2 separate regions of the Homo sapiens genome follow, and region 1 is linked to region 2. A link is a loop called in an ENCODE intact Hi-C map of the cell type or tissue named here. Cell type or tissue: GM12878. All regions are shown on one strand. Links, peaks and the distances in the headings refer to the core of each region. The heading gives the core; the rest is flanking DNA. Region 1 overlaps LOC105369313 (a long non-coding RNA gene). Region 2 overlaps P2RX3 (purinergic receptor P2X 3).

Evidence for each region. Hi-C counts contacts between places; a loop is a spot of excess contacts. Peaks named below come from ENCODE experiments on the same cell type or tissue, not always from the same donor. Only the 100,000 strongest peaks of a DNase experiment are listed, where the experiment ranks them.
Region 1: it touches region 2 in a loop (4-fold over the local background); 14 of 110 quality-filtered maps call a loop at or near these places.

The regions. Positions count from the first base shown.
Region 1 is chr11:58,502,318-58,505,130 of GRCh38, forward strand. The region is part of intron 3 of LOC105369313 (a long non-coding RNA gene); the gene reads right to left. Among named protein-coding and RNA genes, the nearest start is that of OR5B21, 4.4 kb to the right of the region's middle. In GM12878, for the core only: no CTCF peak of the experiment used is centred there; a DNase peak (open chromatin) is centred at 1,404.
Region 2 is chr11:57,344,566-57,347,378 of GRCh38, forward strand. P2RX3 (purinergic receptor P2X 3) reads left to right here. Exons shown (of 12, transcript NM_002559.5): 2 at 1,979-2,114; 3 at 2,551-2,622. Among named protein-coding and RNA genes, the nearest start is that of P2RX3, 7.6 kb to the left of the region's middle. In GM12878, for the core only: a CTCF peak has its summit at 1,249 (motif pointing right); a DNase peak (open chromatin) is centred at 1,268.

The DNA of each region.
Region 1 (2,813 bases), core at 3-2,502, 1.2 Mb after region 2:
CTTACTGTTTTCCAGAAAGTTTAAAATACACACACACACATATGTGTATATATATAGACACATAAATATGCACACACATGTGTATATGCATATGTATATACAATAACTTTTTTTCCTAATTAAATATGCTACAAATATCTTATCCCTCCCCCCACACATTTTGTGAAATAATCACAGGCTAACAACTGAGAAATTCCATGTTATGAACAGGAGGGAGAATTCTCAGGCTTGGATCTAGATACCTGATAGGTGAGATCCTACAGAAATTTTTCTGTAAAAGCATGATTTCTCTATAGAGATGCAATTATTCTCAAAGGCCCAGTCTCTTCACCTTGTTTGATGACAACAAGTTTCAATTGCCTGTAAAAGTAACGGACTGAGGCATTAGTGGTTGACCCTCTTCTAATCTGAATGACCAACTTTCCTACAAGCTCCTGCCAACATGCCATGTGCAATCCCACCTCCATACCCGAGTTCAGATGGTTGCTTAGGAACTCCCCATTCAGCTCTGCTTATGTTATTACCAACAGCAACACTATAGTTCAAAAGAGGGTAGCAATTCTGAAGATGCTTTCTCACCCACTATCTCATTTAGCCTGCAAAACGCCCTAAGGAAGGTATGGCTGGTGCTATTGTCTTCACTTTGATGATAAGAAAATTGGCTCAGAGATACGTGGCTTATACCAGCTTCACCACTGGCAATTGGTAGAGTTTTGACTAGAAAGTAAGGTTGGAATCTTGGAATTCTGGGTTCCATCTACATTATTCCTTCAGAGCTTGGCTCACATCCCACATCCTCTGAGGATCTTCCCCTGCCCATAGGATTCTTTCTTGTCCCTGATGAGTTCTAATTATTATTTTCTAGACTATTCATTTGATAATGGCCACAAATGTCTTTGAACTATCATCTACCTAGACGTATGTCCTCTGTTCCACCACGTTATTTGTAAGTTGCTCCTGAAGCAGGAACAATATTGAATATCAACTGGTTTCTTCATCAACTTCACACCATGCCTTTTCTGCAGCTTGTGTCTAGTTAACATTGGCTGAGGCTGGGCTATCACTGTCGGCTGCGGCACTCAAAGAGCCAACTCTATCAAGACTGAAAACAAATATGCCCTGATCCATTCATGCTCTGTGGAATACTGGGAAAATTCCTGCTGGTAGTTACTGAACATTGAGTCATTAACCTTAAGGTGCATTACATCAGTAAACATATATGCAGGGGGCTTTACTTTGTGGAAGTAGGAATTACATCTTACAGTCTTATTTGTATTCTTCAGAGTGCCTTCCACATGGCAAGGACTCATTATGGAAGAGTGTAAGTGAGTTACACATTAAGTAAGACCTCCATTGAAATTTACTAACGTACTTGGTGACTTATTTTTTCAGAGTCTTGGTCAGGGAAGGCAAAAACTCAGTTTCACACCTCGGTTCCTCTTTTTAACAGTAGACAGGTAAGTTAACTTCTCAAAGCTTTGGTTTCCTCCACTGCAAAACTGAAGCACAAATAACTATATCATGGTGAATAAATGAAGGTAAAAGTATAAAATTTCTTTTTATACCACAAGTACTTTATAAAATATAAAAAAGGGTCAAACAAGATTTGGTTCTTTGTGAGTTTAAGCAAGTTAAACTGTAAAAATCGGGGTTTTTAATTGTGAAATGAGAGGATTGGTTTAGATTAGTTTTAAATTCTTTCAGCTTTTGGCTAAAGAGTCTATGACTCCGCAATTCCAGCTTCAATTGCCAAGGAATTTAATATTTTAATTTTCCACTCCCAATACATAAACCTCAACAAATGCTTTAATGCACAAAGGGAACATCCTATTTAGAATAATTCAATCATAATCCATTTTTGAAAGAATAATCTATCCTGATATAAATAACTGCCCTGATTTATGAATTTTCACATTCTTTTTTGAACATTTCAGGTAGGAAGTCCCTGTGCCTTTATTGCACTGCATTGAGCGGCAGGCCCTACGCACAAGGTCTCTCATTCATCAGACAATTCCTGCAGGGAGCAAGTGGGTGTTGTTATTAACCAAATGGGCATTTAGTCTCCATTTGACAGATTTCCTATGTGGAAGGGAAGAGCTCCTTGCAGTAACGTATACTCTGTGAATTGATGTCTTGCTGGCGACAGGACATCTCCTTCTGAGTAGTTTCTATAAATGAATACCCGTGTAATGTCAGCTTGAAATATGTCTGCTGTAGAGCTGGGAACTTGGAGGGCAGGAAGTTAAACAAGGAATGAAAATAAAAGCTAGGATTTGGATGGGACGAGCTTCACCTATCAGTCCTTGGACTTCCTATTTTTGCTCAGGCAGCTCAAGAGCCAAAATAAGAAGTCCAGGGAGAGCTAAGTGAAGAAAGAGCTAGTATAGAAATCTCAATGGTATGAAATACACATTCATTATGATGGGCACATTCACATACTTAATTTCATATTACCCTCACACTTTATCCTGTATATTGGGTTCAGTAAGACTAAATGACTTTCTTGAGGTCACACAATTGATAAGAACAGTTAGAATTTTCATCCAGCTTTTGATAGTACTCTTTTATACCTATTTACAGTCAGATAGAACACTTGTTTGAGGTGATTTCAACATAAAATATAAATATGTAGACATTGAGCCCTTAAATCTCAGGAGGCCCACATTTTCCTGCCTAAACTGAGGTATAGAGGCATAACAAAATATGTCCATAAGAATGATAAAATGGACTTTGGGGTCTCGATGGGGGAAGGTTGGGAGGGAGGTGAGGAATAAAAGACTATATATTGGGCACACTGCTCGGGTGATGGGCAC
Region 2 (2,813 bases), core at 269-2,768:
GTGCATGCCTGTAGTCCCAGCTACTCAGGAGGCTGAGGCACGAGAATCACTTGAGCCCGGGAGGCAGAGGTTGCAGTGAGCCGAGATGGCGCCAGTGCCTGGGTAACAGAGTGACACTCTGTCTCAAATAATAATAATAAATAGTATTTATTTATCAAAAATTTAAACTTAAATTAGAATAAAAAGAAAAAAAGATTCCAGTGAGCAAAGGAAGACCCATGATGGGGATAACACCAAACCCTCTCACTGAAAACCGAACGAAGAGCCACTTGCAAATATCCGCTGGGGTTTGCAGTAAATAGGATTGTGGTGTCCAAACTATAAGTGGCTGGGACCCCCGGTACGTTCTGGGAGCTGCTGCTGTTTGCATGTTCCAACAGTAGGTGACCCCAGAGATCATTCAGTCCAGCCTCCACCTGAGGAAGGGGCCTCCTCTCAGCACACCTGCCAGGTGAGCAACATGCTGTCCTGGAGTCTTCCCAGACGTGTGGCACGCGTGTGGTGACTTTCCGCAGCAGGCGGTTCTGGGATTGAAGTCCTCGCCCACCTCCTTATAGAATCCTCAGGTCAGCCCAGCTCCTGGCTCTGCAGCTTCCCAGCCTCTAACTCCTACGGCTTTGTCTTCTCTGGGCTACACAGTCTCAAATTCCTTCCACTCACCTTCATCTGGTGTGGTTTTCCAACCTCGTGCCACCCTGGTTAGAAGCAGAAAATGCCCTCACCCAGCATTTCCAAAAGTGTGCTCCTCTGTTCCATGAGACGTCACCAGTATTTCTCCAAGACTGGCTTCTGTGGTCAAATAAGATTGGGAGACAGTGAGGTTAACAAAATGTAACAGATGTATTTGTTTGTTTACATCGTATGTTTCTCGGGGAGGGAGGAGGGTTGCATGGCATTTTCTAAACGTATTTGATGAGGTTTTCTCATCTGTCGAATGGGAATGGTGGCAGCATCTACCTCCCAGTGTGCCATCAGGAATAAAGGCAATCTTGCCAAAGGCTGGAAGTGTGGGATTAAGTGAGGCTGAGCGGGGACTTCAGCCTTGAGGGCTGTGATTGGCGATTTCAAATGGAAAGGCAGGCACTTTATAGGAAAGCAGAGGCACGAGTTGCCAGCAGGTATTTGCAGGCCCTTTTGCTCGAGGCCAGGAAAGTCTGAGAAGGAAGATAGGGATGGAAAAAGGGAAGGCCTCATCCACGTGGTCCCATTATGGCTTAAAGCTGTAGGAAGGCGCCAGTACAGGTAAATGACCACTGGGTGGCAGCACAATCCAGGGAATAAGATCAGACTCTTCCCTCCCTCCTCCCCCAGCCCCCCCACCTTCAACCGAGCTCCTTTACCTGCCAGGTAAAAGCTCAGCCGCTGTCCCCCGCTTCCTCCTCTGTTCTCATCTGACACCTGGGCAGATAGATTCTGCCAAGCACCGAGCTCCCAAGGACCTTTATTGATTTGTTTACTGAGCTACTTTGTGTTGGACACTTAGGGTACAGCCGTGGGCCAAGGCTGGAATGCATGGGAGCAGAGGCCTGGGATCCTCTGTCCTTCTGTCTCCTGGGTGCCTGCCAGAGAAGTGGCCCCCATCAGCAGCATGGAATGACTTTGAGCCATGCATTCTCAATGGGGCCATATGGCCCCCAAGGAGGTGAAAATTGGTTCTCACTCTTTTTATGCATAAAGCACAAATTTGCATACAGTACATAAACAGATATCTGTGATATCAAAGTTTCATGGAGGGGGGGACCACTAGGGGAGAAAATGTCTAGAAAGGCACCTGAGGGGCAGTAATGGGACAAAAGGTGGAGAAACGCTATTCTAAGTCAACCAAGGGCTCACTCTAGGTCTCACGCCTCTGGAAGGAACCATCCGCACACCCTGCCAGGCATGGCCAAGTGTTGGCAGGAAGGTGACCTCTCCCAGCTTCTGTCTGCTGGGTCTATGGACTCCTCTCTTTCTCTTCATTTATGCTCTCCTGCCCCAGGTGGGTTTTCTTGCACGAGAAGGCTTACCAGGTACGGGACACAGCCATTGAGTCCTCGGTGGTAACCAAGGTGAAGGGCTCCGGACTCTACGCCAACAGAGTCATGGATGTGTCTGATTACGTGACGCCACCTCAGGTATGGTACCCCTACCCAGAGAGGCATGTGGATGTCCAGACACTGGGCAGGTTGGAAGGGAGAAAGCGAGCAAAGAGTGCCAATGGGATTCCCAAACTAGAATCCATGATGTCACTGATCCAGAGGACCTCTCCCCCAGCAGCTGAGAGCTGTGTGAGAGCTTGGGCCTGCGGTGCTGGGCATCAGGAAAGCTGGGTTCCTCTCCAGGCTCTGCCACAACTTGTAATGCAATCAAGGACAACACACATGGGAGAAGGGGGCCATGTGGGTGGCTGCAAAGAGCCAGCTCTGCCCCTCACCAGCCCTGTGACCTTGGCCAAGTCACTAGACACAAGCCTTGCTTTCCTCATCTGTAGAGTGGGGATAATCAGTTATAGTCCCTGTCTCACTGATTGGGACTGTTGGATGTTTTTCTCTCCCTTCTTCTCCTCCCAAGGGCACCTCGGTCTTTGTCATCATCACCAAGATGATTGTTACTGAAAATCAGATGCAAGGATTCTGCCCAGAGGTGAGGGGAGGACAGAGGTTGGGTGAAGCAGGTCAAGGCTGAAAATGTTGGTGGGAGTGGGAGCAGTGGCAGGGAGGTATGAGCAGAGGCCCCAAGTCTGACCTTGCAACTGGGACCTGGGACCTCCACCCTCCTGAGGCTGTTGGTTATGGGGAGGTCGAGGGAGTCGCGGAGCTCACCAGGCCAGGACA